Linked DNA regions of Homo sapiens: regions 1 and 3 are each linked to region 2. Evidence: chromatin contacts called from ENCODE Hi-C data. All regions are on one chromosome and are shown on one strand. The core of a region is the stretch at or near the end of the contact, and the rest is flanking DNA. Distances in the headings are between cores, read along the strand shown. Region 1 has its middle 300 kb from the start of ACTL7B. Region 2 overlaps LOC105376205 (a long non-coding RNA gene). Region 3 has its middle 380 kb from the start of ACTL7B.

Region 1 (2,986 bases), core at 379-2,878, 910 kb after region 2:
CTTTGAAACTTTTTAGTAAAACAAAACTCATTTCTATAGGACCAATCCCTCCTGAAAACACCATGGCAGATCCTTGCTGGCCTTCTGAACAGTGAGCACACCCCTGGGAATAACACAAGTCCCTGTCCTTAAAGAAGCGGATGTCTCTGAGCACTGTCTCATTAATCTTCATGACCAAGCTACAACGAAGTCAAAAACAGTCATTATTTTTTCCCATTCTGCAAATTTTATGGGCTCCAACACTTGCCTGAGGTAACAGGACACATTTGCGGCAGAGTCAGGCCTCCAGGACTGGCCAGCCTCCTGGGAAATTACTGCTTTTCAGCAAGTTCTTGTGTCATCATACGGCCACTCATTTGTTCACATGCTGGACAAGCATTCACTGGATGCTGACTCTGTGCCAGCCACTGAGCTTCATGCCAGGATGGACAACTGATTAATAGGAAAGGCCCTGCCCCAGATAAATTTACAATTTAGGAGGCAGAGGCTGGCAAGTCAATAGATAATTACAAGAAGATCTGAGAACCACAGGCAATATAACTGAGTGGTGAGGAGCACGCTAGGTGTAAAGCAGACCTGGGTTCAAATTCCAGCTCAGCCTTACATTTGCATTTTTTTCATAGTACTTATCTCCTTCTAACATTCTACATATTTTACCTCTTTATTGTTTATACACATATACATGCATGCACGCACGCACGTGCACACACACACACACACACACACAAGAATAAAAATTATATGAGGACAGACATCTTTGTCTGTTCAGGGATGTATCTCCAGGGTCTAAAACAGTACCTGGCATGTAGCAGGAGTTGAATAAATATCCGTTGGATGAGTAAATTCACTATGTGTCCCTAGGAAATGTACTCATCCTCTTTGAGCTTCAGTTTGCTTGTCCATACTAAAGGGGACGCCAAGGTGATGGGATTAGATAACATATAAATGCCCGGCAAAGAGCCCAGCAAAGATTATCATAAGCAAAATAAATGGCTATTCATGTTCAATATTGATAATACAGTGGGCTTCAGTGCTAAGAGGGTCTTAATGAGCATCAGTAGTCTCTGCTTGGGAGTGTCAGGGAAGCTTGCCATGTTGAGTGCTGAAGGATGAGTAGTACAATGTTGCTAGAAGAAAAGAAGAAAGAAAAAGGACACAAAGCAGCAAGGAAGGCAAGACAAAGGCTGCGAAGCCTTCATGCTGCTCTCAAGCCCTACTGTCTAAAACACCATATCCCATTTTTGCTCACAGCCATCCATCCCTGTGCCCTTGACAACTCCTATACTTGAGGGGTACTATCTCCAGGATCAGTTTCAGGACCCAGCATAGAGCAAACGTCCCCTAATTCCTCCTACACAGAGGCAGATTAGTCTTCAAAGATATTGCAGCGTTGGCCTTTCCTTGGGGCCCTTGCCACGGGCTGGATTCTGTGTGCTCAGTATAAATCCACAGAGATGAGGCTGGCCATGTAGTGACTGCAAGAAGTAAAAGAAGCTTTCCGCTCGATGACACATCTCTGATTCAGTCTGCCCTGACAAAGCTGGAGATTAAGTTTCCTTGCCTAAAGCTGCAAGGAGAAACATGACACCCTTTGCTGGCTACAAGTGGAACACGCTTTATTAACCCAGCCTTAATTATATTCCATTTTGAGATTCAATAGTTTCGATTGCAACACTGCATGAAACCAGGGTGACTTGCACCCCATGGGACTCTGTCCATAAATGAAAACGGAAAAGTGCCTTGAAGGCAGTGACCCGCTTATGCCAGCCAGTCAGAGACGCAGCCTAGAGCCTGTGCCTGGCTCCGGGGGAGCCCCAGAGGTGGCCAAATCAGGGCAGGGCTGGGTCCATAGTCAACTGGGTAATGGGAAGGTGGCTTCTATTTATGAAAGAAATGATGGCTCTCTCTGAAAAGTCTGAAGCGAATGTGGCAGGAGTTGCATATAGCCTAACATGCATGCAGCTCTCACCTCACAAATGAAATTCTTTTTCATCTGATCATCACATTCTCTCTTTTCCTCTCCCAGTTTTGAGGAAAAAAAAAAGCAGATTACCTTTCTTTTTTGTATACAGATTACAGTCTACCCTATCTGAGGCAAGCGAGCTAACCTTGTATTCTTTTTTTGAGGTCAAATTTTCTGCAAATATTTTACATGCCTTCCTACGCTTTTCAAATAAGGTAACTGAGGCAGTTGATTGGTCCGAGGGCTGAGTGTCTCCATTATAATACTAATAGCTACCTATTATTGAGCATTTACTATATGCCAAGGAATATGTGAAGGGTTCTATGTGAATTATCTCATTAAAGCTTCGCAACAGCTTTAAGGGCCAACATGTGCATTTCATTTTTCTCATTCCCACAGTGAGAAAAAGGCAGAAGAGAGACTCCCACCCAAATCTACATGAAGCCCAAGTTTGCACCCTTCTTGCTACACTCTGCCTCCACTGCACTGCAGGATCGAGAGGACAGGGAGGATGCCTGAGTCATACTACGTCCCCCAGCACCTGGGAGAAGTCCTGATGAATGGCAGACCTCAGTAATGTTTGGTTAGTTAATTAATTAATTAGGTAATTTTAAAGAACCTTAGACTGGGAACAAAAGGGTTAGTTGGAAGCCAGCTCTGACAGTAATAAGCCACATGGATTTGAGCCAGGTACTTCCCCTATGGGCCTTGGCCTTCCCATTTGAACAGTGAAGCAGCTGGACTAGATGACCTCTGATGGTACCTGATTCAGGGTCTTGCCCCAAGTTCACCCAGCCAGGCAACGTCAAAAGTCTGCCTCCTCATCTCCCACCCCACATCCAAGTCCACGTTCACAAAAACAGGCCCTTAGCCTGACAACATGTTGGCCCAAGCCCCAGTGAGTCATATGTCAAGCTAAGCAGGTACGTAGGCGTGTCTATGAGTTACTGCTAAAAACGCAAGGCTGTTGACTGTCTACTAAAGGGAAGAACAGTTAGCACAACCAGAAACCAGCGTTCTCTT
Region 2 (3,216 bases), core at 541-3,040:
TCTCAGGGGGAACGATTCAACAGACATTTGTGATAGTTGATGTTTGGCAAGATAGAGGTGAATGAGAACTAGGGCTGCTTTCAAGGAGTCTGAAGTCCAGTCTTGCTTCCGGAGTCACCTCTTTGAGAGCCTGGATCCTGTGGTGTCTGACCCGCCTCTCCAGTAGTAAGCATGGAGCTTGAGTCAAAAGAGGTGCTTAGTAAATAACAGGTCCCTTTCTCTGACATCTCATGGCACAACTCTTTGGATTTAGTCTAGTGGTGAAGAACTTGGCTACTGCAGTCAGATTGCATGCGTTCAAATTCCAGCACCCAGCTGTGTTACCTTGGGCAGTTTTTCTCTGCACTACAGTTTCCCTACATACAAGGCAGGGATGATAATGATACCTGCAGACTAGGGTAGTTATAAGGACTAAATGAGATCATGCTTATATGATCACTAAAGATATGACCAGCATACCTCATCCCAATGTGTTTTTAAGTGCTGCTTATCACCTTCCACAACCCACCCCCACCCCCCATTCACTCAATCCAACAATTATGGATTGAGTATTTTCAGTCTTAGGCATTGTGCTGGGTGCTTAGATTCAGAAAAATCTTGCCAGACTCCGGGGTCTCCATCCCCATAGATGGTTAAATTCCCAAATCTCCCAAAATGGAAGTTCTTTGCCTCTTCTACCCAGATAAATAGGTATTTGCTATCTCTGGATTAGCGGTGAATGTCTGTTCATTTTTCATCAGCACATCTGGTTTTTAGGTGAAAAGCTGCCAGGAATTTTGAAACATCTTGTTACTTTAGACATCAGAAGGCAGGGAGATTTCCCATTATTAAATGGATGTGAAAACTTCTTTGTGCCCCAGGGCTAGGGCAAACCTGAGATTTCATAGGTCAGTGAAAGCTCACCATCATTGTTTTTGCTTGGTAATAATTTTATTTAGGGAGGAGGAAGAAGAGAGGGTAGGGGGTTTCCAGAATGATAAAGCAATGTGCCAATGTCATGCAGTTTCGAGAGGCCACTGAGGTGGTAGGGAAAGCATTGCCCATGTGTGGCTCCATCTCCCCGAGCCTCAGTTTCCCATTGTGTAAGATAAGGATAACAGAACTTCCTGTGTAGTGTGGGTTGAGGTTTCAAGGAGAGCATGAATGTGGAAACACATCAGTGCCTTTTGCCTGCTAAATGCTTCTTGTTTATTTCCAGCCCTGCCACATGTTTGCAAATCTTTGCAATGTGCAGTTGGAAGGCAAAGTGGGGATAGAGAAGGCAGATTTGATTTGAGAGTTTGTGCACACAGTGGTGGGTCTGAGTTGGGGGCCTGGCTAGAAACAAGTGGCTTTTTTGGTGGCACCTTGTGCGCCTTCTCTTGAGACAGAGGCTCTGTAACCCCCCTCGGCATCAAACTTCGCACTACCCTCCCTTTGCCACGGCATCCTTCCTTCTCGTCTCCCGGGAGGCCGGACAGAGAACCCAGGCCCAGCCCCAGCCCAGCGAGCCTGAGCCAGACTGCCTCGGGCCGGTCTTGCTCGGCCTCCCTGGGGAATCTGGGAGGCTCAGCCAGGCCTGAGTCGGCCTGGGTCCCGAGGTCAAGGTCGGGGTCAGGGTCGGGGTCCGGTCGTACGCCCTAGCACTGCCTGCGGTGGGGCGCGCACAGTCGAGCGCGGGGCCTCCCCGCAGGCTGCGCTGCCTGCCGGGCGGCCTCGGGAACTGACCAGGCCGCGTGTGAGCGCCGGGATTCCTGATCCTGCCTTAAATATGCCGGTTATTTTTATCTCCCTACGTCAGGCAGCGAAGGCCATCCCACCGGTGGCCCAGGCGGCTGCTACACAATGTTTCCCTTTAGTCGGGAGGGGAAATGGAGGGAGGCCAGACTTCCTGATCACATGGTGCTGAAGTCAATGAAAAAAAATTAAGGGGGACCCCTCCCTTTTTCTTCAATGCCTGATCCAGATTCCCCCCTCCCCGCTCCCCCGACCCACCCCCTCTGGGCTCCGCGCGTCGGAGGGAAGCGCAGCCTCCCAGGCGGAGGGCCAGCGAGGCAGGAGAGCGCGCGCAAACATAAACACGAGACTGTTGCAGTAATTGGTGGCTCTGAAAACACTGAGGAAATGAGAGGCTTGTACGAAACATCAGCCGACAAGAAACGGGGTGATGTCAGACAGCCTTCCAGGATTAGAAACCCTTAAAAGCTCCGAGCCCGCGGCCGCTGCGGAAAACTCGGCTCTCCCGCTGTCCCGGGTAGGAAGCCGGGATTTCGCTTTTGCCCGACTCCCTCGGGGCACTCGCCCTCTCCTCTCTTCCTCGCTTTCTCGCTTTCTCTCTTTCTCTCTTTCTCTTTCTTTCCTTTCTCTCTCTTCTTTTTGTTTCTTTTCTTCTTTCTTTCCTCTTTTTCTTTTCCTTTTCTTTTCCTGTCTTTCCTCTTCTCCCTCTTGCGCCCCCCCCCCCACCCCCAACTTTTTCTCTTTCTGTTTCTCTGGCTGTCACTGTCTCTCTGTCTTCTCCCTGTCTTCTCTCTCTTCGTTTTTTTCTTTAACCTTCTTTATTAAAAAGAAAAGAAGAGGCCACATCAGAAGATTTCCATTTCTAAGGCACCTTGTACTTTTATATCTTTTCCCTCCTTTGAAACACCAAACAGGACCCAACTCCTAAACAAGTCCAAAGGGACAAGTAAAACTGGGGTGTCAGTCGCTTGAGTTTGTTATAACTTTCTCTTCTTCTCAGTGCCCTTCCTCACCCCCCTTTTCGGATTAGAAGTTCATATTGCAATAATTCGCCAACATGTTGGAAGGGCTGGAAATAAACAAAAAGCATTTACCAAGGACAACAGCCCACCCACCCTGAGATGGGGAAAATGCTTGCAAAAATCTGGCCGTTTCAGAAGAGAATATAGATTTCCTGGTAAAATATATCCCAGCCACCCAGCTAGTAACACTAGTGGCTGTTGCCCCATTTTCTGTTCATAGTATAATTAAGACTAAAAGTACTTACACGTATGTGTATACACACACACACACACACACACACACACCCTCCCTCCTCCAGGCCACAGGGCAGGGTAGCTAACAGCCAGTGAGCAGGGAGGATCTTGTACCACATCCAGCAGGAACTTGCGTGTGTCTTAAAGTTGGAGGCCAGTTACTCAGTGACATCTGTTCAGTGACATCAAAAGTGATGTCTGTCAAGCCTTTTTCTCTTCGTGTCTGCCAGGATTAATGAGGCAA
Region 3 (3,152 bases), core at 43-2,542, 840 kb after region 2:
AAAAACACTATGTAGAATCGAATCTGGATGCAATGCTAGCATTCAGAACAAAACCCAGTTATTGGATACTTAATATAAGTTAAATATTCAATTATGAAGTTTTATGCACACTAAGGAATTGCTTGCTATCTCTTTAGTAATTGATGTATTTCCATACCCGATCAGAAACTAAATCAGCTCTCCACTTTCCAGGACATAAAACTTTCCAATTTGTTTGCATTTCAAAAAATTGCTCACACACACACATTTGAATTATGACTCATGAAAAGAGAAATAACAATACAGTCAGTCACACGTTGCTTAACAGCAGGGATATGTTCTGAGAAATTGTCGTTAAGTGATTTCATGGTTGTGCAAACATCATAAAGTGCACTTAACACAAATCTAGATGGTATAAGCTACTACACACCTAGGCTATATGGCATAGCCTATTATTCCTGGGATACAAACCTGTACAGCACGTCGCTGCTTACCTCAGAAGCACCATAAACATGTGAGTAATTATGATGGCTATACTGTCACTCGATGACAGGAATTTTTCAGCTCCATCATAATCTTGTGAGACCACTGTCACATACGCAGTCTACAGTTGACCAAACATCATTATGTGGCACATGACTGTACTTTTTATTTGTACATTTCTTTCTAGTTTCTATTGTGCTGTACTATCCATCATAGCAACTGAACTTATAACAATGCTGTGTGGTAGGTATTGCTATCCTTGATTTTATGGTCAAGACGTCAAAACATTGACTGGTGCAGAGTCACCCAGATAATTAGGCCAAAGCCATAGAAACAAAATCTGATGACTCCATGTCTAATGCTTTTCGTGCCACGACAGAGCCATCATGAACAGTGAACATGAAGGATCTCCACCAAGCTTGATGTCTGGGAACTATTCAACCCTCGGTGGAAGTTTGTTGGGTTCCCATGTTTATCTGAGTTATTTTACCAGGTTCCTGTAGGACTCACTCATCTCACTGGACTCTGCTGCCCTAACCCAAGGGGACTAGGCAGGTTTTCCCAATGCCAGATGGTTGGGCTGGGAGAAGCATTATAAACGAAATGAGTGAGCCACTACATCCCAGGGGAAATGCCGCTTGGATCTTTGAGAAGAGGCCAAGGGGGTGCCTGACAAGACCCAAAGGGAACCGTTATTATGGGCAATTCACAGGGTCCATGTTCTGGCCCTTCCCCTCACAGGCTCATAAATTCCTCCTGTCAGAGCTACAGATTTGACTGGGCCCAGAGCACTGACTCACACTAGTAATGCGCACAGAGACATTCATCAAATTAGCTGCCAAATCTGCTCGTTCGCAATGAGGAAACTCATTGTCAAGGGGATGGGTGCTCGTGTCAGCCTGACCAGCTGTGGGCAGCCTACAGGGAGAGTCAAGTAACCAGAGGCTCTTTCGTGGGCCTCACCCTGATTAGTGGCAGAGAATTAACTGGATGATCAAAATGTTTAGTGGTCAGAGGCGGGATAACAGATGACACTTCTGTCTCATTGCAGGACAGACTTATCAGAGAGAGAGAGAAACTGAGGCCAGTCTGACCAGATGTGTCATCATAAGGCTGCTGAGATGACACTGGCACCCTCTGTGACCCTCCTTTAGCTGAGTTTGTTCCGTACCAACTCCGTTCTGACAGACACATTCTGAACTACATTTCTGAATGTCAAGTTTGGCTGTAGCCAGGACTAATTCTGGCCCGTGAGTCATTCTGATTCTTTAAAGAGATTTTGCCCCACTCAAAACTAATACTTTCTATGTTGATTTCTGAGCCTAATTCCCAGAGTGCAATCTGATGTCCCTTATTTTCAAGTTTGTGGTGAGACTACACTCATCACTGTCAGCCCTGTGTCAGAACAGTCTGACTCACCCATTTCACTTTTGCAAAGTAAAAAAAAACAAACTTTAAAAATTCTTATTACAAAACCAACATAAGCCCTGTATTTAAAAACTAGTAAACATATGTACACACATCCACACACAGATTTAATCTCCTTTAATCCCAATGACTCAGTACATTCTGTCAATTCTCTTTATGTACACATTTTAATAAAATAATAATATTTTGAAAATTGCTTTTTCACTTTACATATTATGAACATCTTTGTTAACAAATAGAATTCTAAAACATCATTTGGATGACTATCTGCTATTCCATTCTATGAATAAAATTAAAATTATTTAAGCAAGCGTCAGTGGTTGGATATTTAGGTTGTTTCCAACTTTTTGCTCTTACGGCACACTGCACTGCAGATCCTTATGGATGAATATTTTTAATAAACATTTTATTTTAGAAGTATTTTAGGTTTGCAGAAAAGTTGCAGCCAGTATAGAGTTCCCATAATATAGAGTTCCCCTAATGTTAACATCTTATATTACCATGGTACATTTGTCATAACTGAAAAACCAACATTGGTATGTTAACATTAACTATACTCCAGACTTTATTCAGATTTCATTAGCTTTTCTACCAATGTCCCTGTTCCGTTCCAGGATCCAAATAAACATATCACATTGCATTTAGTGTAGCTGAATTTTTACGCACACATATACAAGAATTCCGTGACTTAGGCAATGGGGTTATGTCCTCATAAACCCATCATAAGTTGAAAATATCCTAAGTTGATAATGCATTTAATCCAACTAACCTACTGAACATCATAACTTAGCCTGGCCTATTTTAAACATGCTCAGAACACTTACATTAGCCTACAGCTGGGCAAAATTATCTAACACAAAACTTATTTTATTAGAAAGTGTCGAATAGCTTATGTAACTTCTTGAATACTATACTGAAAGTGAAAAACAGAATGATGGTGTAGGTACTGAAAGTATGGTTACTACTATACCATGCATATTGCTTCTGCACCATAGTCAAGTCCAAGGCTCTTAAGCAGAACCATCATTAAGTTGGGGACCATCTGTATTACTTCCATTTATTCCTGGACATGAAAGAATAAACTCCTGGAAGTGCTGGACCAAAAGACACAGAAGTTTTGAAATTTTTTGATACACGTAACTGAATTGCCCACCAGAAGTGTTATACCAACGCACATTCCTCCCATTAATGCATTAGAATGTCCATATACATGCTGACAATGCTGTTTCTTGTAACCACTTTGAACCCTATTATGATGGTGT

The links. Hi-C counts contacts between places; a loop is a spot of excess contacts on that map. Pooled maps may share reads with other maps.
Region 1: a loop to region 2 is called in a map of IMR-90, with 5 times the contacts of the local background. The contact joins two enhancer-like sites. A Hi-C loop is called at or near these places in 2 of 168 maps with a recorded cell type or tissue (IMR-90 and sigmoid colon) and 12 of 50 pooled maps.
Region 3: a map of ascending aorta shows a loop between it and region 2 (14-fold over the local background). The contact joins two enhancer-like sites. A Hi-C loop is called at or near these places in 2 of 168 maps with a recorded cell type or tissue (ascending aorta and chondrocyte) and 8 of 50 pooled maps.

The regions. Positions count from the first base shown.
Region 1 is chr9:108,549,988-108,552,973 of GRCh38, forward strand. No RefSeq gene overlaps it. Among named protein-coding and RNA genes, the nearest start is that of ACTL7B, 300 kb to the right of the region's middle. RefSeq lists an enhancer at 1,262-1,763. Within about 2 kb of position 1,629, at least 6 of the 41 ENCODE cell types and tissues checked have a DNase peak (open chromatin) inside an H3K27ac peak, as active enhancers do.
Region 2 is chr9:107,636,006-107,639,221 of GRCh38, forward strand. All of the region lies in intron 8 of LOC105376205 (a long non-coding RNA gene), which reads left to right. Among named protein-coding and RNA genes, the nearest start is that of KLF4, 150 kb to the left of the region's middle. RefSeq lists enhancers at 1,008-1,556, 1,557-2,105. Within about 2 kb of position 1,791, at least 30 of the 41 ENCODE cell types and tissues checked have a DNase peak (open chromatin) inside an H3K27ac peak, as active enhancers do; they include ascending aorta, where a contact is called at or near this core.
Region 3 is chr9:108,477,344-108,480,495 of GRCh38, forward strand. No RefSeq gene overlaps it. Among named protein-coding and RNA genes, the nearest start is that of ACTL7B, 380 kb to the right of the region's middle. Within about 2 kb of position 1,293, at least 13 of the 41 ENCODE cell types and tissues checked have a DNase peak (open chromatin) inside an H3K27ac peak, as active enhancers do; they include ascending aorta, where a contact is called at or near this core.